Linked DNA regions of Homo sapiens: all the other regions are linked to region 4. A link is a loop called in an ENCODE intact Hi-C map of the cell type or tissue named here. Cell type or tissue: A673. All regions are shown on one strand. Region 1 overlaps FREM1 (FRAS1 related extracellular matrix 1). Region 2 has its middle 140 kb from the start of FREM1. Region 3 overlaps FREM1 (FRAS1 related extracellular matrix 1). Region 4 has its middle 170 kb from the start of TTC39B. Region 5 has its middle 31 kb from the start of TRH-GTG1-6. Region 6 holds the start of LOC105375980 (a long non-coding RNA gene).

Region 1 (5,000 bases), 290 kb after region 4:
CTTATTAGTTATGAATTTCATGAAAGCAAATAAAGTTGAGATATTTAAAAATATGTCTAGTGAAATACATGTCTCTAGATCAGGGTTTCTTGATAGTAGCAGTACGACAATTGCCATTTTGTATCAGATAATTCTTTGTTTGGGAGGTTGTCCTGTGTACGGTAGGATGTTAGTATCCTGGCCTCTACCCACTCGATGACAATAGCATTTTCCCACACACCGACTTCTGAAATTAAAAATGCCTCCAGACATTCCCAAAAGTCCTGTAGTGGGACAACATCACCCCTAGTTGAAAACCACTTCTCTAGATCCTCCACCTTTGAGAAAGATTTAAGTGACTGAATGTGGGAAGGGGTTGGTCTCCTAAGCAAGTGCAGAGACACTTCTCCAGCATATTACCAATTTTAGATTAATAAATTCTTTTATGTAGAAGAAAATTTAAAAATACCGTTAAAGTAAGGAACAAGATCTAGAACCTGAAAAAGTCAAATCAGGATGTCTAAATGAGATGTGGGAACTGCAGAAATGTGAATCCCCGCAGAAAACTGAATCCACTGTGTGTGGGTATAACCCAGAATTAATGCTACTTTACCCTGTAACGCTTCAGTGTGTGGCTCCTTTGCCTCTGTTTGTTTACAGGTAGAATTGGAGGTATACGACTTCTTCTTTGAAAGGAGTGCACCTATGACAGTCCACATCTCCATCAGAACAGCAGATACAAATGCCCCCCGTGTATCCTGGAATACAGGTAAAGCTCAATATAAGGCATAGAGCAACATAGCCCTGAAGGGAATACAAGAAAGTAGATGGGTCAGGAAAGAAAGGTAGTTTTATTCCTATGTCATACATGTGGCAACTGAAACCCAGACAGATTAAGGGCATCACATAGTAGCTTTTGTTGTTGTTTTTTTATTCCTCCTGGCAGCGTGAGAAATTTAAATCCAGGATTTCTGCGTCCTGAGGCCAAGTTCTTTCCTCTGCCGGAGATAAGACAAAGGGACACTTTTCAACTGAATGAAGCAAAAAACTGACTATTTGTGATATTGAGCTGTAGTGGGACTGAAATCTCCAACTCAAATTGTTCCAAGGGATTGGAGAAAGGTTTAGCTTTTATAATCTATAGTCTATTTTTATGTTGGGCTGCATGGAAACTAAAATATGTAAATAAGAGCTTTAACTGCTTTAAAATATGGCTTTCTATGCCTCTCAATTCTGAGTGGACTTATGTGATATATATATGTATATGTTGATCAGATGTAAATGTGGAATGTAAATGGAGATCTTTTCCTTCTCACTGATCCCATCAATACCATTTGAAACATACTTATAAGCAGTGGTGGTAGATAGTATTAAGGAAAAAATATCTGTGTCTGATTTAAATCCTCAGGTGGCAGCTTAAACGAGCTGCCTCGTGTGTGTACACATAGATATGTGTTTGTATGTGTGTGAGTTTCAGCAGAGATAGAGAACATCAGGTGAGCAGCCTTGATTTATAATTCTGGCTATACATCCTACTGTACCTCTGTCAAGGGGGTAATGAGAGAAAAGATGGAATCAGTAACCTAAAGTTTAGGAATAATCACATGTTGCATGGGCTCCTGCCTGAGTGTAGAGATGGAATAGTCTGTACGTGTATGTGTGATCGGTGACACCCAGGTTTGCTCAATGTCATTTTGGCTGCTTTGAACATCAGAATCCCTTTTAAAATAAATGTTTGCTTATTATGAACTTGATCTGTGCCATCGTTGAAATTTGGAGAATGCATCTAAAATTATTATTTCGCCGTGAAGATATAACCAATGTTAATATTTTGCTGTATATATTTCTAGGCTTCTCGATTGTTCCTCTGCTGTGCTCCGTGATGCCTTGTCCTATGCACTCCTGGCTTCCAAACCCTTATTGCCAGTCACAGAGATTCTTCTTATGCACTTCTGTCCATTTCTTCTCCCTCCCACCCTCCCTCCCTCCCTCCCTCCCTCCCTCCCTTCCTTCCTTCCTTCCTTCCTTCCTTCTTTTTCTCTCTCCCTCTCCTTTATATATGTATTAGCCCAATTTCCCTAGAAAACAGACCCCGAGGCAGATCAGATGTACTAACCCTATACTAAAAGCAAGAGTAAGGGGAGAAGCAAATAAAAACGCATGGCTGAGCTGGTGTCACAGCTTTACAATAAGATAAAGCAGATTGCTCTGCAGTGTTGATGTCTCCAGGGAGAAGATGCAACTGCTGTGTCTGGTAAGAGTTGGAAGTGGGGTTGGGAAAAGGTCAACAATCTATTAATGGTCAGTTATTTCCCATCTCCTGTGTTTAATGGGTTAAAGTTTACTTCACTGGCTGTTAACTCCCCACATGCCCAGATTGTGTTATCTGGCCCCTCTTAGCAGCCATTGCACACACTTCCTGGGTCCCCTGGTGCAGGGCCTGATCAGCCACAAGGTTGGTCCTGCCGCCACTAGAGGGCAGTGGAGGTAGCCGGCTGCATCAGAAGATGAGGCAGTGGTGGCAGGAGGGCTTTACAATTTTGGAGACTGGGAACCCTCATGGGGCGGCTGCAGCTAGAGAACAGTCAGTTGGTCGAGGCCGGGATGGCAGGTGAAGCTGGCAGATGTGAGAGAAGCATAAGATAAGTCCAGCAGCACGCTACCTTGCAATTCGACCAGCTTGCTCTGCTCCCTTTCAGGATTATCTGTAATCTGTTGTAATATTGGAGTTAATAGTACTAAAAATAAAAATAGTACTAAAAATAAAAGCTACATTCCAGTTTCTTGAAAAGCTTTTATAGATGCAATATTCAGATGGTTTCATGAGTGGAAATTCACTCATCTTTTCTTAAGCAGGCACGTTGGCATGTCATAGAACTTGCCAATACCCTTTTCTTATCTTTTTTTAAAAAATTTAAGTTCTGGGGTATATGTGCTGAACGTGTAGGTTTGTTACATAGGTATACATGTGCCATGGTGGTTTGCTGCATCTATCAACCTGTCATCTAGGTTTTAAGCCCCTCATGCATTAGATATTTGTCCTAATGCTCTTTCTCCCCTTTCCCCTCTACCCCCGAACAGGCTCTGGTGTGTGATGTTCCCCTCCCTGTGTCCATGTGTTCTCATTGTTCAGCTCCCACTTATGAGTGAGAGCATGTGGTGTTTGGTTTTCTGTTCCTGTGTTAGTTTGCTGAGGATGATGGTTTCCAGTTTCATCCATGTCCCTGCAAAGGGCATGAACTCATTATTTTTTATGGCTGCATAGTATTCCATGGTGTATATGTGCCTCATTTTCTTTATCCAGTCTATGATACCAACACCCTTTTCTCCTTTCTTTCATAGGTCTGAGTCTCCTTGAGGGGCAGTCTCGAGCCATCACTTGGGAACAGTTTCAGGTTGTCGACAATGACGACATTGGTGCTGTCCGGCTAGTCACCGTTGGTGGCCTGCAGCATGGATGGCTGACTTTAAGAGGTGAATGATCCAACTTGGTAACCTAGCAAAGAATCCAAAAGTATTTTCTTCAAAAGTAGATATATTTAACAGATATATGTAGCATCTCTTGGGCCCAATTTCTCAATGAAATTGTCAAATGCAGAAAATCTGGAGATCTTGAAATCATTGACTTTTGTGTTCAAATGCTCAGATCAATGTCTAACCATTTATGAATGGTACCTTGTACGTGGCTCATTGTTTAAACCTCAGTTTTGCTTTCTGGATGCCATGCATGGCTTCTTGTAAGTATACTCCTTAACTAGTTATTTTTTTCCCAGTTGGAGGACAGAATGTTTTTTATTTCTCTGCTTCAAAGAAGTATATTGAAAAATTAGGCCGAGCGCAGTGGCTCACGCCTGTAATCCCAACATTTTGGGAGGCCAAGGTGGGTGGATCACCTGAGGTCAGGAGTTCAAGACCAGCCTGACCAATATGGTAAAACTCCGTCTCTACTGAAAATACAAAAATTAGCCGGGCATGGTGGCGGGCGCCTGTAGTCCCAACTACTTGGGAGGCTGAGACAGGAGAATTGCTTGAACCTGGGCGGCAGAGGTTGCAGTGAGCCAAGATCACGCCACTGCACTCCAGCCTGGGTGACAAAGCAAGATTCCATCTCAAAAAAAAGAAAAAAGAAAAAGAAAAATTAATGCTTAATTAATACTTTAGTAATAATGATGTTATGTTATTAGTAGTAGTTGTCATGGTTTAAAAGAAATAAATTTATAATTCTATGGGATGATAGTTAACAAGGTAATAATCTAATAAAAGTAATATTTACACTTTATGATAAAATAAGTCATTCCTTATAATGAACTCAGAGGATTTAATTCAATTATCTTCTTAGTTTCCCTAACTGTAATGCAGAAAGATAACTCTCACCATCATTTGTGAGCAGGGAATTCTGGAATCAAAAACAAAATAATAAATGTATGATAAATCCTCCTGCTTAATCTCAGGACAGTGGGAGGCCAGTTTAAATCTGGGTATACCAGTCAGGTTGGGTGTTCGCTTGTATGTAAGAGAAATCCAAGTGTAGTGGCTTGAAAATTAGTTATTTTCTTCATGTATTTGAGGCTTGAAGACCCAGAAGGAACAATGAAAGAAGTCATGATCTAAGTTTGCTGTATCTAACAAGTTTTCCTAGGAGCACAATACAACAATTTCCACTTAGATTTCTTTATCAAACTATGTCACATACAACTCCTCAGTGCAAGCAAGTCGGGAAGCCTGAGTATTTTTAAATGACCATATTGCTATGCCAAATACAACTAGGATTCTGGTAGTGAGGAAGAAGCATAAAGTGGATCTTGGTCAAGACAGTGTTAAATCGTTTATTCCTCTAAGGTCTTTAACACAGCCACGTGGTGTGAAGAGAATAATGGGGTGCACCTGCCATTAAGAATTGTAAGTCTCTGGCCGGGCACAGTGGCTCACACCTGTAATCCCAGCACTTTGGGAGGCCGAGACCGGCAGATCACTTGAGGTCAGGAGTTCAAGACCAGCCTGGCCGACATGGTGAAACCCCA
Region 2 (5,000 bases), 89 kb after region 4:
TATAGAAAAGTGCTATTTATACAAAAAAAATTCTTAATAAAGTCTTCAGTTGTAAAGTCTGCTGTACAGACTTTAGATCAGGGATTGACAGACTACAAGCCCTGTGCCAAATCCTGTCCTTCACCTGCTCTGTAAATAAAGTTTTATTGGAACACATTCAGACTCATTCATGTACATATTATCTATGATTTCTTTTGTGCTACTATGGCAGAATTGAGTTGTTGCAACCGTGTGGCATCCAAAGCCTAAAATATTTACTCTAGCTCTTTGCCAACCTGTTTTAGATTATAAGCACTTTGGCATTAATATGTTTTTGTTTTCTTTCTATAGCACATAGTAAGATGTTCTGCCCACATTGTGCATAATTTATGGATTTATTCAAGGATTTATGCAAGTCTAGCTGCAAGAAAAAAACCTAGAAGTGAACTTGCTAGATTGAAGAGCTCTGTGTATATTAAATTTTGTTAATTTTTACCTTCCCAAAGGGATTATTCCAGTTCATATTCAAACTACTAATTTTGTGATAGGGCCTCTTTCTTTATAGCTTTGCTAACTTCATGCATTCACACACTTTATCTTTACTAATCTGATAGAGGAAAATGATATTGTTGATTTGATTTGCATTTCTTTTTATGTGTTAGATTGAGCTTATTTTCATATTTAAAAGCCATTTGTACTTCTTTTTCTTGAGCTATCTTTTAATGTCCTTCCTGATACATTTCTCAAGTCTGTGATACTCATATAAGATATATAGTGAACATGAGCCAAGATTTATTTTACTCTAGTGAGGGAACCAGCCTGATGACAAGGCTGATTCAGAGGAGCATGTATGAGACTAAGTGTATATCATCAGTGAAAGAAAGCAAATTCTTACAGGGCAAAAACAAACAAAACCACAACTCTAAGGGTTATTTTTTCTACTGGACAGAATTCATTTGCATTTTAGCAGATAAAAGTTACTATTTTCAATTTATCTTTTACAAATCATTTTCTATACAGAATCTATTTCCTAATCAGTAGTAAATAGTCATTTAAAATTTTCCAGAGCATTAGGTGACTATTATGCAGGCTAATTGTTGATATTTGGGTTTTACTTTAAAGGGACATGTCATAATCTTTTGGCCTTATTTCCAAGTTTTGGATAATTTTTCTTAACATTTTTCTCTAATTGAAATGATTTCAAGTGATGTTATTTCTGTATGACTTAATGAACTTCTCAGGTCACATAGCTCACTATTGTCTCTTCTAAAACATATTCATCTTTCCTTTTTTCCTCTGTAGGAACTCATTATACAATGACAAATGGAGGCAGCATTAACAGTTCTACACATTTACTGGATCTTTTGGATGAACCAATTCCAGGTGTTGGTACATATGATGATTTCCATACTATTGACTGGGTGCAAGAAAAATGTAAAGACAGAGAAAGGCATAGATGGGTAAGTGTTTTTAGTAATTTTAAAAAATATAGTGCATAATTAGATCATTTAATAATGTATTTCTGTCAATGATCTCAGGCTGCCAAAATATGTTTACATTTAATATAAGTAAATGTCTACATTTCATAGGTGGTACATGTTTTTTTCTTTTTCTGTGTTAAATTTTTTTAGTTTACTTATACCCCATATATTTCCAGAAGGGATTTCAGGTAGCTAAAAAACAAGGAAATACAGTAAGAAGACAAAATAAGAAGGAAAGGGAAAGGGAAAAATACAGCACAGGAGTTGGGGGAAAGAACAAGCCCAGTCCAAGATATGGAGGTCAGCATGATTTTTGATTCTGAGCAGCCCAGAAGCTAAGGCAAAAAAAGGAAACTCATTGCATAACTCTTACCTATTGAAAAAGAAGAAATCTACTTATAGTTTTGTGGGGTTTTACTGTTTTCTTTTATCCCCTTTTCCAGTATTCGATTCTGAGATATTTCTCAGCGTGGATCCCAAATAAGGCTTATTGAGTGTTGTAATGATTCACTAAGTGTTTTTTAAAAAAATGCCTTTAACGTAGAAAAATACAATTTCTGGATCCTTTTTGTTTGTGGTTGTGACCTACTGCTAATGTAATCCAAAATCAATCCTCCCTTCCTCCCTCCCTCCCTCTCTTCCTTCCTTCCTTTCTTCCTTCCTTCCTTCCTTCCTTTCTTCCTTCCTTCCTTCCTTCCATCCATCCATCCTTCCTTCCTTCCTTTCGTTCTTTCATTCTTTCTTTCTTGTCTCTTTTGCCCAGGCTGGAGTGCAGTGGCGTGATCTTGGCTGACTGCAACCTCCACCTCCTGGGTTCAAGCAATTCTCCTGCCTCAGCCTCCTGAGTAGCTGGGACTACCGACGTGCATCACCATGCCTGGCTAGTTTTTATACAAAATACATTTTTAAAAAAATAAAAAATGTGTATATTTTTTGAGACCAAGTCTCATTCTGTTGCCCAGGCTGGAGTGCAGTGGTGTAATCTTGGCTCACTGCAACCTCTGCCTCCCAGGTTCAAGCGATTCTTATACTCAGCCTCCCAAGTAGCTGGAATTACAGGTGTGTGCCATCATGCCAAGCTACTTTTAGTATTTTTAGTAGAGATGGGGTTTCACCATGTTGGCCAGCTAGTCTCAAACTCCTGGCCTCCAGTGATTCGCTGACCTCAGCCTCCCAAAGTAGAAAATCTTTTTGAAAAATAAAATTCCAAATCTCAAAAGGCCCTACATAATTTTGGTATTGGAAATTTACTTGTCAATGAAAATGACTATTTACACAAATTAATTATAAGCTTCCATATTAATGTATACGTGTGTGAAACCTGAAATTGAAATTACATTACATTATTTATGAAAGGTAGAGCTTCTGAGATTCATCAGATGATATATACCTTTAGGGCATATGTAAAAATACAGTACATGAAATCAGTGCTTTAATCCAGTGATTCTTAAACTTTTTGGTGTCAGATCCCCTTGAAACTCTTTAAAAATATTGAAGACCTCCAAGGAGCCTTGGTTTACGTGGTTTTTATCAACAGATATTTACCATATTAGACACTAAAACTGAGGACTTTTTTAAAAAAACTAATTCATTTTAAAATAACAGTAACAAAACCCATTACATGTTAACATAACTAACATTTTTACAAAAATATATTTTCAAAAAATATTTAGTGAGAGAATGACATTGCGCTACATTTGCTATAAATCTCATTGTTGTCTGGCTTAATAAAACACTGCTGGATTCTCATATCTGCTTTCGCATTCAATATGCTATATGTTGCTTTTATGGAAGTTTATGAAGAAAAGTCAGCCTTATACACAGATAATATAGTTGGAAAAGCTATGAGTATTTTAATAGTCTTTAAGATTATTGCAAATATTCTTCTTTGATACTACACTAAAGTGACAAGCGTTCATTTCTTAAAGATTAGTTGTAAGGTGTACTTTGAAACTGCACCAATGAACTTTGTCTCCTGTTACATTAACCATTGATTTTGAACCTTGAACTTGGAATATATGATTTCGTAACATTATGCAATGATCATCTGGAAAATATTGATTCACTGATTTATGTGGATCTTTTAAATGTTGACACCTTTATTGTATAATACAATATTTTAAAAATCACATTTGTTAATTTTACCTTTGATCTCTTCAGAAAAGTCTGTAAGTATTGGGAACCTATCATCCTCACGGTGATAGATACAAGTTTCCTAAAATTCTAATTTTTACTGGAGAGCTCAAATTCTATCATTGGAAACAAATACACATTTATTTTACTTAAAAAGGACAGGATTACTTGGTTTCATTATTGAGAAAGTACCTGTCAAATTCCCAAATTTGAAAAACCATAATTTGGTGTCACTCTTTCAAGTAAAAATGGTATTCCATGTAAGTGTCTAGTTTATTTTGCAACTCAAATAAATTATACAAGTGCTTTTATTTAGGACATAACCTCATGCTTCCATATGCAGCAGACGTGTATAGTTTTGCATAGTTACTTATGCATAGTTCTTTTCTCATCACACAAAATATTAAAAATACTCAGTGATTGAGGTGTAGCAATTTTTACTCCTCATCAAAGATGCTCTTATTTGAAACTGGCATTTTATTTATTTATTTAATTTTACTGGAAAGCATGGCAGTCAAGAATGTAATGACTGCCAGTACATTTGAGTGCCACTGCCTGATTTTTACTAAGGAGCCAGCAGTTTTGCCATTGGTTTTGCATTTTCAGTAAAAATGTTAACACAGTGAAAAAGGCACATAATGTCTTGTATTATTTTGTAAACAGTATTATCCAGCAATCCTCTGCCTCGGTCTTCCAAAGTACTAGGATTACAGCAATGAGCCACCATGACCAGCCTGTTTTGGTTTCCTTTGGTCTCAGTTTTCTCTAAAATTTTATGAACATAGTATCATGGATACTCTCCAGGTACCACACTTTAAAATACACTTAAATCCCAGCCTGAATACTGATAATGTCTCTGAATGTATACTTCTAAGTATGATTGTATTTACCTAATGATCATACAAGACACAGGATTTATAGTGTGAAAAGTTTTCAGGGATCCTCCAAGGTGTCCGTGGACTGTACTTTGAAAATCACTATTTTCATCCAAAGTGCCTAGCTCAGACACACTATAAATCCTGTGTCTTGTATGATCATTAGGTAAATACAGTTGGGATTTAAATATATTTTAAAGTACCTGGAGAATATCCATGACACTATATTCATAAAATTTTAGAGAAAACTGAGACCAAAGGAAACCAAAACCGGCTGGTCATAGTGGCTCATGCCTGTAATCCCAGTGCTTTGGAAGGCTGAGGCAGAGGATCGCTGGATCCCAGGAGTTTGAGACCAGCCTGGGCAAATATGGAGACTCTATCTCTACACAAAAAAAACAAAAATTAGCTGGGTATAGTGTCTTGCGCGTGTAGTCCTAGCTACTCGGGAAGCTGAGGCAGGAGGATCCCTTGAGCCTGGGAGTTCGAGGTTACAGTGAGTTATGATTGCATCACTGCCCTCCAACCTGGA
Region 3 (5,000 bases), 370 kb after region 4:
CACCCCAAAAGAAATGAACACATTTGTGCAAATGCTCCCAGATTTTTGCCTATGTCTATACAAACATTATGTATAGATAAATATATATTTTTAACAAAAATAGTATTATAATTATATTCGAATTCTATTCTGCAACTTGCTAGGGTTTTTCAGTTAACACAAAATTGTGGAAATTTTTCATCATCAATTCATTTTCTCCCTTATTCTTTTGAATAGCTACAGAGTAGTTCATTGTATCATAATACACAAAAATATACATGGTCTTATCATTGACAAGAATTCTTTACTTTGCTAGGGCAAACTAAGATTTACAGTAGTATCAGGTTGGTGTAAATGAAATTAAGAACCGAGAGATTAGGAGTGAGGGGAATGAAGATTCTTGTACATGTTTTCTAGTATCAGTGGTGGATCTGTTCTAATCCATCCAAACCTGCTCCATCCATAACCTACAACAGTCATCTTGCAAATGCAAGATGCACTGAGCTCCGTACAGACTGAACGAGGTCCTTTGTTGTGTTTGAACCTACAGTGTAGGTTGTGAAGATGTCATCCACCATCTTCACAAATCTGGTCCACCTGTTCAGCTACCTGGCTCTCATCTTCAATGAAAGAAATATGCAAATGTCTAGAAATAATCACCTTTCACTTTTTCCTTACTGAGGTATCTCTATTTTTATTCAACATTTTTGCCAGTTGAAAAAAGACATGCCAAAAAAATTTCTATATATTTGTAAACCCTCACAATTTTGTGTCTGTAAATCACTAAATACCAGGAAAATAGGAGAAGTTCTTCTGTGGAGTTAACATGAAGTCTGCTCTAGAATTCTTGGGTCAATTTTAGTGTATTCATTTAATAGACATTCCCTGGGCTTCTATTATGGTTCAGGCACTGTGCCAAGTGCAGGGAATCCATGGCGGTGAAAGACCTGACGCCTGCCCTCTCGGAACTTGTATCCTAAGTGGCAGTCAAGCAATAGACAAATTGATAAAGTGGAGTCAAGGTTTACAGTGGAAAATTGGCCTCTGTTCCAAGCACTGTGATATTTGCTGAGGCTGTTGTGAACAGGACTGTCTTTAGCAGGAATCCACTAGTGAGGAGTATAAGGAATCCAAAACGTGGGACAGTGTGTCATTGTTGAACCAATAAAGCCCAACGTTGCATGGGGGTGAGGGGCCTTTGGACAACATTTTATGTCATTGTTGATGATCCAGGTAGACCAATTGGACAAAACAGCTCCTCGTATCACACTCTTGCATTCCCCTTCTCAAGTGGGGCTCCTGAAAAATGGCTGCTACGGGATTTACATCACTTCCCGCGTGTTGAAGGCATCAGACCCTGACACTGAGGACGATCAGATCATCTTTAAAATTCTACAAGGCCCAAAACATGGACATCTGGAGAACACAACAACAGGTACTGGCCTCCTTAATCCTTACAATTGCCATTTTAAAATACCCAGTGGCTGGCAGGGCTAGAGAGTAATTTAATTAAGTGCAGGCCCATTTGGTAAACACTCCCCAGGGCTTACTGATAGATGCAGTTTATAAATCAATATTGCTCCTAAAGAGGGTTTGAAGCTGAGCCTTCCTAAATTTATCCTGACTGGAAGAACCAAATACTGATATACAACTGTTTATTTATATTTTTTTTCTCAACAGCTGATTATAATATATTCAAAGGAACATAATATCAGGACCAAATTTCCTATTTGTGACTAATTTTTTATTCTGTCATGAATTCTAAATGACTCTAAATGATGTCAGATCTTTTTTTAAAAGTTCTTGGTTTTTTTCCTAATGGATTCTCTGGATTGTATATTATTTCTACTTTATGAGCACAATGATCATAATACATCATTAAACAGGATGGCACCAAGTTACAGATTTTTATTACTGTATCTTTCTACTCTCCTTCTCTTTATTTTCATTTTTTTAAGGCAAATATTTCTGAAGCAGTCAACTTAATGCCTAATTTAAGCTCGCTGCATTTGAGTTTTAAGATAGTTACAGTAATGTTAATTTCTTGTTTTAAAATGTACTTTAGCTGTTTTTTAAAGCTGTGTTTAAAATAAAATAGCCATACAATTTTATTAGCTTTTATTTAATGTTTTGTTTGATTACCCATGATATTCATTTATTTCTTTTTTTAGGTGAATTTATCCATGAGAAATTTAGCCAAAAGGACTTAAACAGTAAGACTATTCTTTACATCATAAACCCATCTTTGGAAGTAAATTCAGATACCGTGGAATTTCAAATCATGGACCCCACAGGGAACTCGGCCACTCCTCAAATGTAAATTCTCTTGCTTATTCAGTAGTCCTATATGTTACATCCATAATGTATCTGAATATTAGGAAAGTGAAATGTTCTTTTTAAAACAGAACCCAAGAAGATAAATTAATAGACCATTTCACAAGCTCATGGAATTTATTTTGGAGAATGAATTTTCTTTTTATTACTGCTTGAAAATAGGAAAGCCAGTAGCTTTACAGAGTACAGAAACATTAAAAAGCTAAGTTGACGTTCATATTATGCATGTCAAGGTACACACTTTTATACACAGGGAGGGTTCTGTCTTACCAATTCACTAGCATCCAACACTGAGTTTGCAGGTTCATGTAGCAATTGTGCAGCAAGAGGTCACTCTAGGACCGTGTTAGCAACTATAGCCTTCTAAAATATCTGCAGTCGGGGAAATGAGGTAGTCAAGAAGAGTTAGCCAAACATCTTCTCTTTCTCTTATGAAGAAAATTACAATTACTTGACAGTATGTTTATAAGGTGATAAACTTATCCCATGTAAGACAAATATAATGTAAAGAGGAAACTAGACTTTGGAAGGTATATAAAGGGTATGACCCTCAAAATAGCAAGAGTAACAAATCTTCAAAATTAACGAGATTAACAGACCACAGCAATTTCACTGACTGGGTCCCTACTCTAGACTTTTCTTGAATGTAGACCTTGAATATCTTACCAGCTAACAGATAGTCATAGAAAGGTCGGTCAGAGTCCAGTTATTCTGGTACTGTGCTGTTTTTTGTTTGTTTGTTTGTTCATTTTGTTTGTTTGTTTTTGATACCCTCCCAGAAACCCCAAAGAAAAGTTGTTCACTTATCCTTGTTTTAGTAGTCACCATATCCTAGTCATACTAAGCATCATAAGTGATACAGCTCTGTGCTCTGTTATACTCCTTTTATGATGGAGTATAGATTAAGAAAAGAAAGCTGAGAAACTCCTCTGCAGTCTTCAGAATTCTTGCATTTTCTTTTGGATCCTGAATTGTAGTTCTAAAATCTGACCAGCAGAGGTCACAGTAGTCATTGTCAGAAAAAAGCTAGCCTCCTTTTCTTAGCAAAACACATTCCCAGCGTCCCACTCCGTTGCCTCGATAAAATGCAGAGCCTGGCCCAGATTTATTAACTCCACAGACTTTTATCGAGTGGCTACTATATGCCAGGTGCACAGTACTAGGAGCTGGGGAATAGGTTAGAGCAAAGTAGACCTGGCCCGTGATATTAAAATGTAATCTCGAGATTACAAAATGTAAAACATATGACCTCCACCCATTAAACTGTCTTTGCCTAAGACAAATAATTCCCAGGATCACAATCTTTATGGGAAAATATGTCAAGTACTTGCAATGTCAGACAAATATCTTCCAATTCTCAAGAAAATGTAAAAAAAAAAAAAAAAAACCTGCTCCAAAAATGTTAATACGTGGACTTCACTTTTTTTTTTTAACATTTTAAAAATAATTCAAGTAAGAAAACATAGGAATGTTGATCAGACTTGCTACTGACCTAATGCTCACCTCTTGTCCTCCATGTGTGAGCGCAGTGTAGCTGACAGAGGATTTTCTTCCCCCAGTAATGATGCTAGGCTGATACTGCTTCACCCATAGCCCCTTTCAATCTTTGTCACTATCAAGGACATTGCTTTTGGAAGATGATTTATATTTTTAAATATACTCTCAAATTCATATGAGAATTACAGCAAAATTTGCTTAATTTAATTATAACCTTAAATGAGGCCATTTAAATATCCTCCTGCTTTTGTTGGCTATTAACTTTCATGTGTCTGTGCTGGAGATGTTTCCAGTTCAACTTGACGTAATTTGTTCATTTGTTCATGACTGAACAAAATGCTGTGGCATATGCCTACCAAGGGGTAATATAGAGAGAAGTTTTATTTGGTTCTGACATATATTAGGCTATTTTCTTTATAAGCGATGGGGGGGTAAAATTACTCAGCATTTATCATCATCATTTTTGAACGGTATAGTTGTCCTCAACCCCATTTGTAAGCAGATGTTATTGGAACTAGGTGCACAATTTTCCAGTAAAAAGCAAGGTTATGAATAGTGGTTCATCTTCCCAAGACAGCCAGGCAGAACGTAGTTACAGGTACAATATAAATTACAGCCATTTGCAATATAATTGGTGTTTGCTCTATTTCATTGCTATTCATTTAATCATCAGAACCACCTATGAGTCAGGTACCATCATAATCTGAAATTTACAGATGAGAAAACTGAGGACAGAGCTAGAAAGTGACTTTTCTAAGTGGAAATGCAGCTTTAGAGTGCATGATTTTTCTCAGCACACTGAAGAACTTCTTGCCCATTTTAAGGACTGTGCTAATCTGGCCTGAAGGGAATGGAACACCAGACTTGTCTTCTTCTTTCTCTTCAGACATTGGCCACCCAAGCAAGAAAGAAGGAATACTTACTCATATAGGACCTTAAAGTTCAGTGGGATTTTTTAACATGTACATTATAGATCTCTATATTAGTGTGCACTTCGTATCTAACACACTAGAATTTATACTATAGATAATAAACCACCGAACTTGGAGCTAGAGGACAAGGTTTGAGCTTTGGCTCTGCCCTTCATCTAGTAACTGTTCAAGCCTTAGTTATCTCTTCTGTAAAATGGGAGCGATACTACAATTTGTTTAGAAAAACAAAAGAAATGTGTAACGTATATGAAAGCATCT
Region 4 (5,000 bases):
CTACCTTTGAAAATGCTGCTAGCCCCCAAATGCTCAGGGAGATTGATTTGAATGACGCCATCTCCCACTCCCAGGTGTGGCTGGCCCTGTATCAGTCAAACTCTTTCTTTACTGCGGTGCCATAGTCTCTGTGAATTGATTTCGTTTGTGCAGTGATCAGGAAGAACCTGATGGGTGTTTATACCATCTTGAATTACCGGGCACAAGCAATCCTCCAGCCTCAGCCTCCTGAGTAGCTTGGACTGCAGGTATATGCCACCATGCCTAGCTAATTTTTAAATTTTTTGTACAGACAGGATCTTGCTGTCTTGCCCAGGCTGGTCTCAAACTCAAGTGATCAGTCCTCTTGCCTCGGCCTCCCAAAGTGCTGGAATGATAGGCATGAACCACTGAGCTCAGATGTATTTCTTTCTTTTTTATAGAGACGGCATCTTGCTATGTCACCCAGGTTGGTTTCAAACTCCTGAGCTCAAGCTCTCCTCCACCTTGGCCTCCCAAAGTGCTGGGATTGTGGGCATGAGCCACCACACCCAGCCCATATTTCTTAAAGTGTGGTTTGAAATTTAAAAAAAAAACAAAAAAAGGAAAAAAAACAGTCTTCATGTTCAATACCAGGTTTAGTAAATTATATGTTCATAATAGATATTATGCAATTATTATAAATAATATAGAATATTTAACAGCAGAAAAATGGCGATGATATTTTAAGTGGTAAAAGTGACTCCAAATCAGACTTTATGGGATGATTCACTTTTTGTAAAGATAGATAAATGTGTGTTTATGTATCTGCAATGCCTATAAGGGGGACTTGTTAGAATCAATTAAACACTGAGACTCAAGACTATCAGAGGATGCATTTGGCCCAGGCTGCCGTGGAAGGTGTCAGACAGGAACCACAGTGCATCTACAGGGCAGCATCAGGCATTCCTTTTCAGTGTGAGTTCTTGTGCCAGTACAGATGTGGTACAAGGAGAGGCAAAACACATTAGGCAGGCACATGGCTTGGAGGCCTCAAACTTCACAGTGGCTAAACACTTTTTTTAACAACTTAATAGTGTAACTGCTCAGTGGGTTCACCTTGCCAGCTGCCTAGACAGGGCCGATTTATCAAGACAGGGGAATTGCAATAGAGAAAGAGTAACTCACACAGAGACGGTGGTGCGGGAGACTGGACTTTTATTATTACTCAAATCAGTCTCCCCAGGCATTTGGGGATCAGAGTTTGTAAGGACAACTTGGTGGTTGGGGGGCAAGCCAGTGAGCCGGGAGTGCTGATTGGTCAGGTCAGAGGTGAAATCATAGGGAGTCGAGCTGTCTTCTTGTGCTGAGTCAGTTCCTGGGTGGGAGGCACAAGATCAGATGAGCCAGTTTATTGGTCCAGGTGGTGTCACCTGATCCTTCAAGTGCTGGGTCTGCAAAACATCTCAAGCACTGCTCTTAGGAGCAGCTTAGGTAGTGTCAGAATCTTGTAGCCTCCAGCTGCATGACTCCTAAACCGAAATTTCTAATCTTGTGGCTAATTTCTTAGTCCTGCGAAGGCGGTCTAGTCCCCAGGCAAGAAGGAGATTTTCCCTGGGAAAAGCCTGTTATCATCTTTGTTTTAAACTATAAACTATAAACAGGTTCCTCTCAAAGTTAATTCAGCCTATGCCCAGGAATGAACAAGGACAGCTTGGTGGTTAGAAGCAAAATGGAGTTGGTTAGTCCAGATGCAATTTACCAACCAAGGGTCATCTTTATCATTAATCAATGCTGCTTAGTATCACAGTTGATGTTCTACTTGTTAAGCAGTGAAGTACTGAGGTACTTTGTAGGCTTTGGTGTCCTGGGGGGCAGGGTTGGGGCTCCAATACTGACAGATCTTGGGGTAGCCATGGCTGCTGTAGCTCTGAGTGCTGGGAGGAGGGTGGTTGCCCAGGGTGCAGGTTACCTGTAAAGTTCTCATCTCAATCTTTACTCTGAAGTTTCCTTTGAGGCAATTTCCAAAGAGTCAAGAGGTGTGCAGTCCGGGCGCGGTGGCTCATGCCTGTAATCCCAGCACTTCGGGAGGCCGAGGCAGGCGAATCACGAGGTCGGGAGTTCAAGACCAGCCTGGCCAACACGGTGAAACCCCGTCTCTACTAAAAATACAAAAATTAGCTGGGCGTGGTGGCGGGCTCCTGTAATCCCAGCTATTCGGGTGGCTGAGGCAGGAGAATGGCTTGAACCCGGGAGGCGGAGGCGGAGGTTGCAGTGAGCCGAGATCCTGCCGCTGCACTGCAGACTCCAGCCTGGGCGACAGTGCGAGACCCTGTCAAAAAAAAAAAAAAAAAAAAAAAAAAGGTGTGCAATCCATGCAGTAATTTCTAACTGAGCTGTTTCCCTATTCCGTTGGTTCTGAATTAAGGGTCGTTTACCGAGGCCTTAATAGAAGTCCTAATTCATCAATCGAAGGCCCTCAGTATCTAATCGCATTTCCCGTAAGTTCCATTGCAGACGATCTTCTACAGCCAGTGACATCTGCTTTCTGGACCCTGTCATTATGGTGGCTTTTCTCTCTGCGGTGTCTGAGCCCCAAATGCTTCCACTTTGTATAAAACCCTCACTCCTTTGCCAAACCCTAAGACTCCTTAAGGCACAGTTAAGTACCTGCTCTACACAAAGCCTTCCAGACTCACCCCTCCCGTACCCGTAGCTGTGCCCTGCCAGGTCGGTTCATACCCCCTTTCTGAATTCTTTGGCGTGGAAACTCCTCGTGCTCCCAGGATTACCAACTGCTTTTTCCTTACTCCCCTAGCATTCTTTCCCCGTGAAGCCAGCTGTAGTACTGCATGTTCTTCAGTAGGTGGCAACCTTCACAAACAGAATTCAGGCGATTTTGTTGCTTAGCTTGTCAACAGGATAGAGCCCCTAACGAGAGGCGCTGATACCCAGAGCAGCTACCGCTGCTGAGCTTATTCACTAATTAGAAACATTTGCTTTCTTGGAGGCACAGAAACGTTCCTACTATTATTCTGTTTTGTGAGGGAAAGCAGTCTGAGCTGTTATTTAAGTGACTCCGTTTCCCAGCCACCTTGTGTGTAGAAGATCAGAAGATATCAAAGCAATGCTCCTCTTTGTATTTTTCCCCTCAAAGAATTGGGAGAAATCAAGATTTAAAAAAAATTTGAGTATGTGGTTTTTTCTTTTTACAAGATGATAATAATGTAAACTTTTTGTATGGAGTTTGTTATTGTTGTTGTTGTTTTGAGACAGGGTCTCACTCTGTTGCCCAGGCTAGAGTGTAGTGGCGTGATCTCAGCTCACTGCAACCTCTGCCTCCCAGGCTCAGCGATCCTCCCACTTCAGCCTCCCGAGTACCGGGGATTACAGGCGTGCACCACCACATTCGGCTAATTTTTGTATTTTTAGTAGAGACGGGGTTTCACTATTTTGCCCAGGCTGGTCTCGAACTCCTGGCCTCAAGTGATCCGCCTACCTTGGTCTCCCAAAGTGCCGGGATTACAGGCTTGAGCCATCATGCCCAGCCTTGTATGGGGTTTTTATCATTAACAATAGTGAGAAGGAGAGAATTTAAAAAACAAAAAAACCCAAAAAACAAAAAACCCAAGGCTAGACTGCTAATTGAAAACAAAGGTATATGAACAATTAGGTATATTATTCAGAATTCTGTCCTTTAAAAAAAATATTTGAGAATTGGCTGTGTTCTGACATGGAGAAGTTGGCACATAACATGGATACATTTGGCATACAGACATTTCTGGAATACATTTTCTGGAGTGATGACACAGGCATTATTGTACTTGAGATTACTCTTTCTCCGAGTTCACATCTTTTTTTTTTTTTAAGTCGGAGTTTCACTCTTGTTGCACAGGATGGAGTGCAATGGCGCGATATTGGCTCACCGCAACCTCTGCCTCCCAGGTTCAAATGATTCTCCTGCCTCAGCCTCCTGAGTAGCTAGGATTACAGGCATCTGCCACCACACCCAGCTAATTTTGTATTTTTAGTAGACATGGGGTTTCTCCATATTGGCCGTGCTGGTCTAGAATTCCCAGCCTCAGGTGATCTGCCCGCCTCGGCCTCCCAAAGTGCTGGGATTACAGGCATGAGCCACTGCGCCCGGTCCCGAGTTCACATCTTAATTATTTGTTGCCACTTCCTAAGGCATCTTGCTTGGAAAATTAGTGCACTCCTTTTCTTGTGTCCTTCCAGAACTTTGGGTCACCAGTGTGCATTTTACTTGTGGGAAATTTTCCTTGGATCATGCAACCCTTAATAAATATTACTTTTCCCTCAAATCATCTTCAAGTGTAATATAAAAAAAAGAGACTGAATTTTAGCAAGCAAATAGAAATATCTACTTCTAAATAGACACTGTGCTCTTCAAAGAAATCTCTGTGGGGTACCAGGCATTTCTTTTAATAATGATTTGGTGACTCAAAACATTTCCAAACTCCTCTTTTGGTCTTATTTCAGTGCTTGTTGCAATGGGACAAGGTCCGTTCTGGGGCCATTCCATGAATCCTCAGTTCTGTGTATGCTTTTGCATTCTCGTGCTCTTCAGGTGGCATTTATCATGTGAGCTTTGTATCATCCCAGGAGTAACAAATGCCTAATATCCTCTTGTTTACCCTCTCTCAGGATGGTTTTCTAGTATTCTCTCATTTGTACCTTCTATATAGAAGAATGTATTCCCTAAAGCGTTGGTATCTTACCTGAAAATGAATAATTCCTGTTGGACTCACCTACCTCCAAGGCCAGACATCTTCAGGATTAGAAACATAGTTTCTAATTTACACAACAAAATAATGTTTTTCATCACTGTAATCTCTCCCTATTCTTAATTTTGCCATCCTTTCAATGGAAATGTCATATTTTATTAGAGTGTTTATTAGAGAGTATTTTGACTCAAATCTCATTTATTGTACAATTTTTAGGTTAATTCTAATTTTTTCACAATATCCCTGGTTCTGAGACTATTATAGTCATTTTGGTCACCCCCAACACCATTTCAGTTA
Region 5 (5,000 bases), 670 kb after region 4:
ATTGAATGGATAAACAGTTTATAAAACCCTATAGCACCAGGACAAAGGATATCCCTTCACCCCAGTAAGAGCTGTTAATGAGACCAGCAGTCACAGGTGGCTTAGTTGGCAGCCCTAAGCCTATTTTCATCCTCTTCCATCCTCTCCTTGGCTTCTCTAATCACTGTCTCACCCACTCATGCGTCCCCAAATTTTATAGGCTTCTTAATAACTTTGCTGATGTGCCTGGATCTACTTGTGACCTGGCCAGACCCTGTGTGCTGGCTGTGCTGGGAAGAGGAACAGCTCTCAGTGACTCAGGTAAGGTGGAGGTCAAGGATTAAAATGAAGCCAGTTCTCTTTAGCACGGAATAGCCTTTTCTTCACATCAGGACAGCCTGTGGTGCCCTAAACTCATCAAATGATGAACTCTATTTGGATTCTAAATGACAGTTGTCAAGGAAACAGCCACTATTCCCCCACCACCCAACACCTCGAAGGGAAACCTAGAAGTCTCTCTCATTAGAGCGAAGCCTGACTTTTGCTGGTTCTCCTGCCCTCTTGCCCTGGCATGCCGGGATCTCACAGCCCCCTCCCGCACAGCATAGCAGTGAAGCCTCAGCTGTGGTCCTGGAATGGTGAATCTTTGGGACTCTAGATCTTAATTTCCTAACCCCAGCCTTGGCTTGTTTTCAGGCAAATAGAGGTCAGCCTGTCTGGTTTTCTTTCAGTGGGGCTAAAAGCCAGGCCATCCTTTGGGTGTTTTCAAAATCTGGGGCAAATTGCACTGTGTCTCCAGTCTCCTCAGCCCCAGCTCCCCCACCATAAACCATATACTTGTTTCTGGTTAAAATGAATAACAAAGGCAGACATAAAGAAGAATAGAGAGGGAGGAGACACCACAAAGCAGACCCTGGGGGGCAGAGGAGAAAGAAGAGAGGAGAAAGGGCAGAGAAGGCCCCTTGCTGGTAGGACTGTGTTCCACCGCTATGGAGAGCAGGAGGGAAGGCTGACAGACGGGAGCTCCTAGCTTCCGACTGTTTTCAGGCTGGAAGCACCCGCCTCCATTGCTTTTTCCTCTGGCCTCATGATCTCTGAAGCCAACAGAGTGGGAAGTATGAGGGGAGAATGTCAAACGCAGAGCCCAGAGGATGGTGCGATCCAGAGTGCCGTGTTCCTAGACCTTCCATCTGCACACCCCCAGTGCCAGTGCAGAGTGTGCTGTCAGAGCAGCCCAGTCTTTCCATGCCTCATCTTCACTGGAAAATAAGAAAAGACACGTCCGCTGCCTTAGTATTGCCTGCATACTACCACTTGGCAGACCTTCAGGGTTTTATGACAAATAGTAATGAATAATTAACTAATCATTTGAGCTGCTGAAGATAACGGCCTTGCCTCAGCTTGCACCATCCCAGACAGGCCTTGACAGTGTTTCCTTTCTTCATAAAGGCTGGCTGAGATGCGGGCTCTCTCCGAACACCCGTGAGGCCATCAGGGAACTGGATCGTTCCTTCCTGCATTCTGCTTCTCACTAAGCCGCTCACAGGAGAGTGAGACAAATACAGCTGGTGACTCGACTCTCTCTCAGTCCTGCCGTGCTTTTCTATTGGAGACCAAAGTGTTGGGGGCCTACGACCTCCATGAGCTTCATTAGAGCAGTGGCTTGTCCCCTAGGGGACATTTGGCACTGTCTGGACACATTTCGATTGTCACAACTGGGAGAGGGAGTATTGTTGCTACTGGCATTTAGTGGGTAGGGTGCAGGGATGCTGCTTAACATCGTACAGTGCACAGGATGGGCCCCCACACCAAGAATTGTCTCGGCCCCAAATGTCCACCCTGCAGTAGAGTGGCAGAAGGACATGTCTCCCCAACATGTTCCATTGCATCCTGGTGACTGTAGGTAGCCCAGGACCAGAGAACCTTGGGCTCCCTCGAGTGGTGATTCACACTATGACAGCCAAGAAGGGCCCATAGCTGCAGGGGGTAGGGCGTGTGTGTGTGTGTGTGTGTGTGTGTGTGTGTGTGTAACAAGTCATTTCATTCATCACAAAATATGCTTTGGTTGACGGTGACAACAATTTTCATAAATCATTAATGAGCCATTTTCTTCTCTCTATGTTGTTAATATCTATGCAGAGGCCTTTGAATTCAGAGAGCAGATTTCCTTCTGATTAGTCAAACAGAGTGTTTATTTTTTGAAATATGTTCTTCCCATTTAGAGTAGCACTTGAGTGTGAATTTGTGTGATTTCTTTCTGTTTGTTTTCTTCCTAAATGGAAACTCCAAGAGCTTCCATCACGTTTCCCAGTCCTTCTTTTGGAAAGAGAACATTAGAAGGTTCCAGGATGGATGGCTCAGAGATAATGCTTCCATTTACATTTTTGAAGGGATGAGGATAAGGGGGTGGAAGGTAATTTTAAGATTCCAATTCTGATCATATGAACCATAATGAGAGCAAATCTTGCATGGTCCTACAAAGGTCTCTACAGTGAAGCCTTTGCAAAGCACATCTTGTTTATGACAGATTATTTGGTTTCCCAACCAAGCAATATTCTTAATGGGTTATTTAAAATTTAACTGACTGTTCTCATTTATCTTGTAGCCTGTCATCATGGCACTCCCATGTTCATATAATAATAATAATATCTATTGAGTACATTCCACATGACAGGTACTGTGTCACATTCATTAACTCATTCATTCTTCACAATAGTTGTATAGGGAAATACAACTCCATCTTTCACAGGAGGGATTGGAGACAAAAAGATAAATAACTTCACAAGGTCGCTCAGCCAGCAAGTAACAAAGTGGGAAAGGAGTCAAGGTCAGTCAGGTCCCAAAGCATGCTGACCGTCCCACTGAGATCTTTAGGGTTCTGGTCCATCAGAACAGCTCTCCAAGGGGCCCTGGGGGGTCTCGGCCAAGCACCCCACCTCCTCCATCCTGGCATCATTCTTGTGATCCTTTCCTCCTAAGCTCTCACCCCTGAGGCCAATTCCTTGCTACGCTCCATCAGCTGTTCTCCTCCTCAACTTCAGGTCTGTGTGCCTGTTTTCTCATGAGAAACACCCTCCCTTTTTCCTCCAACACTTCAGGTTCTGTTTTTGTTCAAAGCCCACTTCTTACCACCACCATAAAGCCTTCCCTAATGTTTTCCATGTTGAAAATGTGCACCGTCTAGGTTTGGATGAAAGCCTGGCTCCTTCCACACACAGCACTGCCTAAGAGATAATAAAATATATCTATGTCATGCACTGGGTTTACAATTTGAGGTCTCTGTACCTCCTTCATTACCTGCACGATAAGCTGAATCGATGGAATTAAAATACCCAGCTCATTTCAGAGGATTCTTACCATACATAAATGAGATAGTGGAAATGAAAACTTTTCATAAACGTAAGGCATTGTTTGATTATCATCCTGGTCTCTCTATCTTCAATTTTTATTCCTTTCATTTTTCTTTTCTCTGTCTACTACCAGATTTGGTTCAGTCAGAGACACAGCCAGTCACTAGCGGTAGGGCTGGAGAGAAAGTGGTTTTTCTTTTCTTGATTTCAGAATTTCCAACTGTAAAAATGCTACATGTTACAAGCAGCCTCAGACCCCATCGTAGATTGTGTTTTTAGAAAAGCAGGGAGAGGCCAGGCGCCCTGGCTCACGCCTGTAATCCCAGCACTTTGGGAGGCCGAGGCGGTCGGACCACGAGGTCAGGAGATCGAGGCCATCCTGGCTAACACGGTGAAACCCTGTCTCTACTAAAAATACAAAAAATTAGCCGGGCTTGGTGGCGGGCGCCTGTAGTCCCAGCTACTCGGGAGGCTGAGGCAGGAGAATGGCGTGAACCCGGGAGGCGGAGCTTGCGGTGAGCCGAGATTGCGCCACTGCACTCCAGCCTGGGTGACAGAGACTCCGTCTCAAAAAAAAAAAAAAAAAAAAAAAGAAAATCAAATGACTTCAGTCATGTAAATGATCCGAATAGCATCTTACATCCCAGAAAATGCAGATTTTAATAAAATGTGGGGAAAATTCACTTAACGATGCCACTCTGCAAGGAGGGGAGGAATTAGAGATTTCCTTTGCTATTAACAACATCACCATCCTGACATTGATGGGTGACAGAAACGGCTTTTTTTTCCTAGGATATTTGTTAAATATATAAGGGAAAAATCCTGTTAAATGTTCATTGAAATTGTATTGGCTTTAGAAATTAATTTATAAAGAACTGACATCTTTACATATTGAATCTCTCCATCTAATAAAGTATAGCTCTCCATTTATCCAACTCTTCTTTTATATTTTTTAGTAATTATGCCCATAAAGTCTTTTATATTTTCTGACATTTATTGCTGGGTAGCTGCAGCTTTTCTTGCTATTACCATAGGCAGTTTATTTAAATTAAGCTTATTTCAATTAAATAAAATAATAAAATAATTAATTAATAAAACAATCAAAATAATTATTTTATGATTTAATTATTTAATTGAATTTTAATTCTCATGTGTATTTATTAAATGTTATAGTTGTTTATTATTAAATTTTATTAAATTGAACTTATTATGGACAAGCTTCCCTGTGTTTTGTGAAAACTCTACCATTGTTTGAATATTAACATTGTAACATTCGTGAAGCACATATTCAGCACACAGGAACCACTACAATCAGCCTTTGAAACAAATGAATGTGACATTGTCTCTGCCTTTGGGAAGTGTTGCATAACTTTAAAACATGTTAATAACTAACAGCATAATTAATACAGTAAACTGATTGGCTATGGCCTTGTGCTAGAATCCCAGAACTTTCTAATAAATGGGAACACCTATTATATGAGCCTAGAGGCCCCATAGTCCCTGTGGTCAGGAACGCCTCACTTTTAACTATGAAAAATTCCCCCAATTGATAGTCACTTTAACTAAGAACTCTAAAACCCAGAGATAAGAATTCGATAGTCCTGTGTTTCTCTTACTGGTTACTCACACTCTGGAAGACTCCAGTGATGGATTCAAGAATACCATACGGTG
Region 6 (5,000 bases), 140 kb after region 4:
TAATGAGGAAAAAAGTTCTTGATTATATGCAGCATGATAGCCTTTTTATGAATTTCAAAAACTAAAAATAAATATTATTTAGGTATACATTCATAGGAGATGAGCCTATTTTTAAAAGGCAAGGGAAAACAAAATTCAGGATAGCTACATTGAACATGAGTGACAGAAAGAAGGCTGAAGGGAGAGGAGAGGGACATGTGTAGATGTAGAACTACTGTTTCAGTTTTAGGGTTGGGCAATGGGTTCACAGGTGTTTGTTATATTACTTAACATAAATAAGCTCAAAAACAATCATGAATTGAACAATGGTAACAGTTTATTGTGCCAAGGATTATAATGCATCTGATTTAAAAAAGAATGACGCTGAACAAAAAGGCTGTTGAAAAATGAATCCAAAAGTGAGTATCAATAGCAAATAGTAATAGTAAAGATAATATAATAGTAAAAACAAGTAGTAAGTCATACTTATTGAGAACTTATCTTGTGCTATTTCACTGTTCTAAGCACCTTCTGTGAATTAACTCATTTAATCCTCAACTATCTCATGCACTAGATACTATTAACCTCATCTTACAGCTGCTGAGGTTAACCTCCCTATGTCCCTAACTAGGAAGTGGAAGAGAAGGGATTTAAACTCAGGTTTAAGTCTGGCTCCACAGCAGATTCTCAACCACTTCCTGTTGCTTCTCCAACTGTAAATATAGAACAGTAGGAACATATGAAGTCCCGAGCTATCCTATCTTCTGTTTTTATAACTGTCTTTGGTCAGACTTTCAAAGACTGGCTCCAACTGAAGATGTTAGAAAAGGCTTAATCTGCCTTGCTGAAAGGCAGTTTTGCTTAATGGTTAGGTTGCCTGGGTTGACTCCTGACCCTACTGATTTCCAGCTGATTTCCAACCTTAGGCAAGTTACTTAACCTCTCTGTGCCTTGTTTTCTCATCTGCAAAAAGGGCATACAGTACCTCTATCATAGGGTTGTTACAAGGAATAAGTTATTATATGTAAAAATACACAGAACAGTCCTAGCACATAATATGCAAATGCCGGCCATTATGGTTATAGCCTCTATAGACTCGCCTTCATTTCTGCTATTGTATTTCTAGTTAAGCACCTCACGCCACCAAAGCAGTTCTTCACTGAACCTTCAAAGAGAATTTTTTCAGCTCTGCCTTAACTCACATACTAGTTCAGCATCTCCATATCCCTAACAACTAGAATTTAGGACAGCTGTCCCCTTCAGAGGCTGCATTTCTCCTTTACCCTGGTATTCCTAGAATGCATGACCCAATATGAAGAATGCCTATACAACTGGCCCTTTACTAGTTAATTAAGCCCTCCAAGAATGTCTCACACCCTATCCGATTTATAACACTGCCAGACTAAGTTTTCTAAAACTTTAGTTATCACAATGGCACTTCCTTCCTGTCTGATTCCCCTTATTGCTACTGTAGTGGTTACAGAACTTCCGAAATCGTAGTAAAATATGAGATAATGCACATACTTTTCCCCCCTCCCCTCTCATAGTGCTTTTATGATCAGGTCCCTCTTACTTTCCCATTTCTCTGGCTCCAGCCAAGCCGAACGCTCCACTATGCCCAAACATCTCCTACACTTTTACGTCTCAGACTCTTCTCTGCCTTCAAAACCCATTTTCAAAGAGTTGTCTTAAAAGTCTTCTTTAACACCCCCTGGGACTTGTTAAATCCTCCTTCAGTGTTTCCATAGCACTTTCTACACACCAGCATTATAATCCCAAACAAAAAAGTCACAGTAGAATGCATATTCGCTTGTGCCCCTCCTCCCCAGGCCGGAGGCTCTACATGGAGAAGGGGCAGGCGGGTTGACCCCAAATCCGCAGGGCCCCGCACAATGTCTGGTATGTAATCGGTTCCCAATCTATCTGGGTGGGCGAATGAATGAAACGTTGGTTGGCTTAATCCGTTTCCCCAGGAAATGCGCCAAGAGGAGCTGGGCAGAAAATGCAGAGGCGCTACTTTCCTGGTCCAATCCCCTACAGAGCGCGAAACAGCGACCTGGGCAGGGTCCCCGCAGCAAACCGCAGACCCCGGACACACAGCAAGCTTAATAGTCACTGCATGAATGAAACGCGCTGCCTCCTGGTACCCTGGCTGTCATCCAAAGCCACCTGCGTAGCCCCCACAGCCTTTCTGGCAGTATCTGCGGCCCCGCCCCCGCGCCGGGCCTGCGCTTCCAGCCACCGCCCACCATTCTGCAGCTGCAGCGCCAGCCGAATTCCCGGATCCGCGGCCGCTTCCGAGAGCAGCCAACTGCTTCCGGGTTCAAAAGCCTCCAATGCGAATCCCAGCGCCGCTCGGGCGCGCCAATTTAGGGAAAAGGCTCCGCCCATGCCCCGCCCCCTGAGACCTGGCGCCGGGCGCTTTGAGGCCCGGCTTACTCCCTTGCTGGGTATGGGGAAGGGGCGTCTTCTGTCCTTGTGGTCCGCTTCTAGGCTTTTTGGAGCATCTTCCAGGGTCACTCCAGAGACCCCCCCAGACTACTGAATCTGAATCCGTTAGGGTGGTCCAACCTTCCTCTTCAGGTGTCTACTAGAGGCAAGGTTGGATGTATGCGGCTGCCCTCAGTACAGCCCCTTCCTTGTTTTTTCTTCATTTGTGTTTACTTAAAACATTAATCCTTTTCTCCCTCTCCTCCATCCCTCTCCCTCCCCTACTATACAGTTATTGACTTACACTAATTCATTCCCGATGATCTCCCAGAAGGAAATAAGTGTCTGTCTGTCTCTGTCTCTGTACCATCGTCTTCTTGGTACAGTTCGGACTATTTTTTCTCTACACCCCAGTTATGCAAAGTGTAGTCCCTGAACCAGCAGCCTCAGCATCCTGAGGGAATTTGTTAAAAACGCGAAATCTCAAGCCCTACCCAGACTTACTGAATCAGTGTCTGCATTGCAACAAGATCCCCTGGTAATTCCTATGCACATCAAAATTTGGAAGGCACAGCTCTCAACTGATGTCCTGGGTCTCCTTCACATCCATCCTGGGAAGGTCTTATTCCTCATTCCTGAGGTGAGTTCCCTATTTCCTGAGTCTGTGTCTTTTTCTTGATTATATAGCCTCATGTTGTGGAACATATCCGCCAATAGTTCCTTGAGGGAGGTTGCTTCCAGGTCTTTTTTCCCACAGAGCGTGCAGGTCTGGAACTGTTTTTATTCTGGCTGAGTTCTAGGTTGAAAATAACTTTCACTCGGAATATTGGAGGGCTTGCTCCACAATATTTTAGCTTCCAAAATTGTTGAGAAACTCTACGTCATTGCATTTCCTTCTCCTTCTCAGGTCACTAAATTTCTTGTTATGTAACCCGCTTTGGTTTCGGTTTTGTTTTGTCTCAAGAAGCTTTAGGATCTTCTCTTTATACCCAGCGTTCTAAGACACAATCGAGTGTCTTTCTTATGGGTCTTTTCTCATTCCTATTGATCAGTTTTTCAATCCTGAAACACATGTTCTTCCGTTATGGGGATTCTCCTGGTATTATTTATTTGATCGTTTCTTTCCGCCCTCTCTTATTTTATCTCTTATTTTTTGAAATTTGTTATTTAGATCGTGGACCTTCTTGGCTGATGTTTTTTCTTACCTGTCTGTCCTATTTTCTATCCCTTCATCTTTTTATTCTACTTTCTCTGTGACTTTTTCAACTTAATTGGACAAATGATTATCAGATTACTTTATTTCTTTTATTATACCTTCATTTCTAAGTGCCCTTTTTATTCTCTGTTCTTTTATAGCATTACATTATTGTTTCATGAATATACCTCCTTTACTCTCTGAAGATGTAAATTATAGGAGTTTTAAAATACTTTCTACATAACTCTGCATTGATTTTGATTCTTTGAGTTTTTTTTGGTTGTTTGTTTGTTTATATTTGGTCCCTGTCGTTTCTGCTAGAGGCGTTCTTCATCTTGTGTAGTGATCCCTGCTGTCAATTTATATGTAAAAGTGATGCTCTAAAAAGGTGCTTTGGGGACATAGGCAAGGCTTGTTCACTGCTGGACAAGGTGTAAGATGGTGGGGCAAGGTGTAAGATGGTGGGGCAAGGTGTAAGATGGTGGGACAAGGTGTAAGATGGTGGGGCAAGGACCAGCTGTTTATTTTCTTCTAGAGAGTAATCTTCTAATTACTTGCTTTGAGAATATATAGCCTTCTTGGAGCCCAATGCGGGAAAGAGTTTGGGAGACTTAGTAATTTCATTATATGCACTGATGCCCTGTGTTAGTTGGGGTTCTCCAGAGAAACAGAGAATGAATAGATATCTATATCTATACCTATATCTCTATCTATCTATTAGCTCATGTGATTATGGGGGTTGAGAAGCCCCACAATCTGCTGTCTGTAAGCTGAAGACCCAGAAAGCCCATGTTGTAGTTTAAAGCCCTGATAACTGGAGATGGTGTAGATTCCAGTCCGAGTTTGGAGTCCTGCAAACCAGGATCACCGAGGGCAGGAAAAGATCAAAAATTCAGTTCAAGAAGTCTAGCAGAGAGAAAGTGAATCCTCCCTTCCTCTACCTTTTTGTTTTATTCAGACCCGAAATGGATGATGCCCACCCACATTGGTGAGGGTAATCTCTTTTACTCAGGGCCCTCACAGACACTCAGAAATATTGTTTAACCAGATATCTGGGCATCCTGTGGTCCAGTCAAGTTGACACATAAAATTAACTCTCCACCGAGCATGGTGACTCATGCCTGTAATCTCGGCACTTTGGGAGGCCAAGGAGGGTGGATCACTTGAGGTCGGGAGTTTGAGACCAGCCTGGCCAACATGGTGAAACCCAGTCTTTACTTAAAACACAAAAATTAGCCAGGCTTGGTAGCACGTGCCTGTAGTCCCAGCTACTCGGGAGGCTAAGGTACAAGAATCACTTGAACCTGGGAGGTGGAGGTTACAGTGAGCTGAGATTGCACCACTGCACTCCAGCCTGGGTGACAGAGTGAGACTCTGTCTAAAAAAAAAAAAAAAA

What was found. A loop is a pair of places that touch in the nucleus more often than their neighbours do. Peaks named below come from ENCODE experiments on the same cell type or tissue, not always from the same donor. Only the 100,000 strongest peaks of a DNase experiment are listed, where the experiment ranks them.
Region 1: it touches region 4 in a loop (2.7-fold over the local background); 17 of 110 quality-filtered maps call a loop at or near these places.
Region 2: it touches region 4 in a loop (3-fold over the local background); 5 of 110 quality-filtered maps call a loop at or near these places.
Region 3: it touches region 4 in a loop (3-fold over the local background); 10 of 110 quality-filtered maps call a loop at or near these places.
Region 5: a loop joins it to region 4, with 6 times the contacts of the local background. A loop is called at or near these places in 10 of 110 quality-filtered maps.
Region 6: a loop joins it to region 4, with 2.6 times the contacts of the local background. A loop is called at or near these places in 3 of 110 quality-filtered maps.

The regions. Positions count from the first base shown.
Region 1 is chr9:14,844,413-14,849,412 of GRCh38, reverse strand. FREM1 (FRAS1 related extracellular matrix 1) reads left to right here. Exons shown (of 37, transcript NM_001379081.2): 7 at 640-748; 8 at 3,322-3,453. Among named protein-coding and RNA genes, the nearest start is that of FREM1, 64 kb to the left of the region's middle. In A673, a CTCF peak has its summit at 2,450 (motif pointing right); a DNase peak (open chromatin) is centred at 2,452.
Region 2 is chr9:15,044,338-15,049,337 of GRCh38, reverse strand. It overlaps the pseudogene CLCN3P1. Among named protein-coding and RNA genes, the nearest start is that of FREM1, 140 kb to the right of the region's middle. In A673, no CTCF peak of the experiment used is centred here; a DNase peak (open chromatin) is centred at 1,997; H3K27ac peaks cover 2,979 bases.
Region 3 is chr9:14,767,019-14,772,018 of GRCh38, reverse strand. It overlaps FREM1 (FRAS1 related extracellular matrix 1), which reads left to right. Exons shown (of 37, transcript NM_001379081.2): 26 at 1,213-1,414; 27 at 2,151-2,295. Among named protein-coding and RNA genes, the nearest start is that of CER1, 47 kb to the right of the region's middle. In A673, CTCF peaks have their summits at 2,606 and 3,324 (motif pointing right); DNase peaks (open chromatin) are centred at 2,658 and 3,348.
Region 4 is chr9:15,133,179-15,138,178 of GRCh38, reverse strand. No RefSeq gene overlaps it. Among named protein-coding and RNA genes, the nearest start is that of TTC39B, 170 kb to the left of the region's middle. In A673, a CTCF peak has its summit at 2,810 (motif pointing right); a DNase peak (open chromatin) is centred at 2,848; H3K27ac peaks cover 830 bases.
Region 5 is chr9:14,462,581-14,467,580 of GRCh38, reverse strand. It overlaps a transcript of NFIB not described here. Among named protein-coding and RNA genes, the nearest start is that of TRH-GTG1-6, 31 kb to the right of the region's middle. RefSeq lists a silencer at 836-1,130. In A673, a CTCF peak has its summit at 1,924 (motif pointing left); a DNase peak (open chromatin) is centred at 1,930; H3K27ac peaks cover 556 bases.
Region 6 is chr9:14,990,578-14,995,577 of GRCh38, reverse strand. It overlaps LOC105375980 (a long non-coding RNA gene), which reads left to right and starts at 2,383. Exons shown (of 5, transcript XR_929491.3): 1 at 2,383-2,429; 2 at 2,824-3,049. It also overlaps the pseudogene LOC389705. In A673, no CTCF peak of the experiment used is centred here; DNase peaks (open chromatin) are centred at 1,497, 1,917 and 2,277; H3K4me3 peaks cover 3,361 bases; H3K27ac peaks cover 4,630 bases.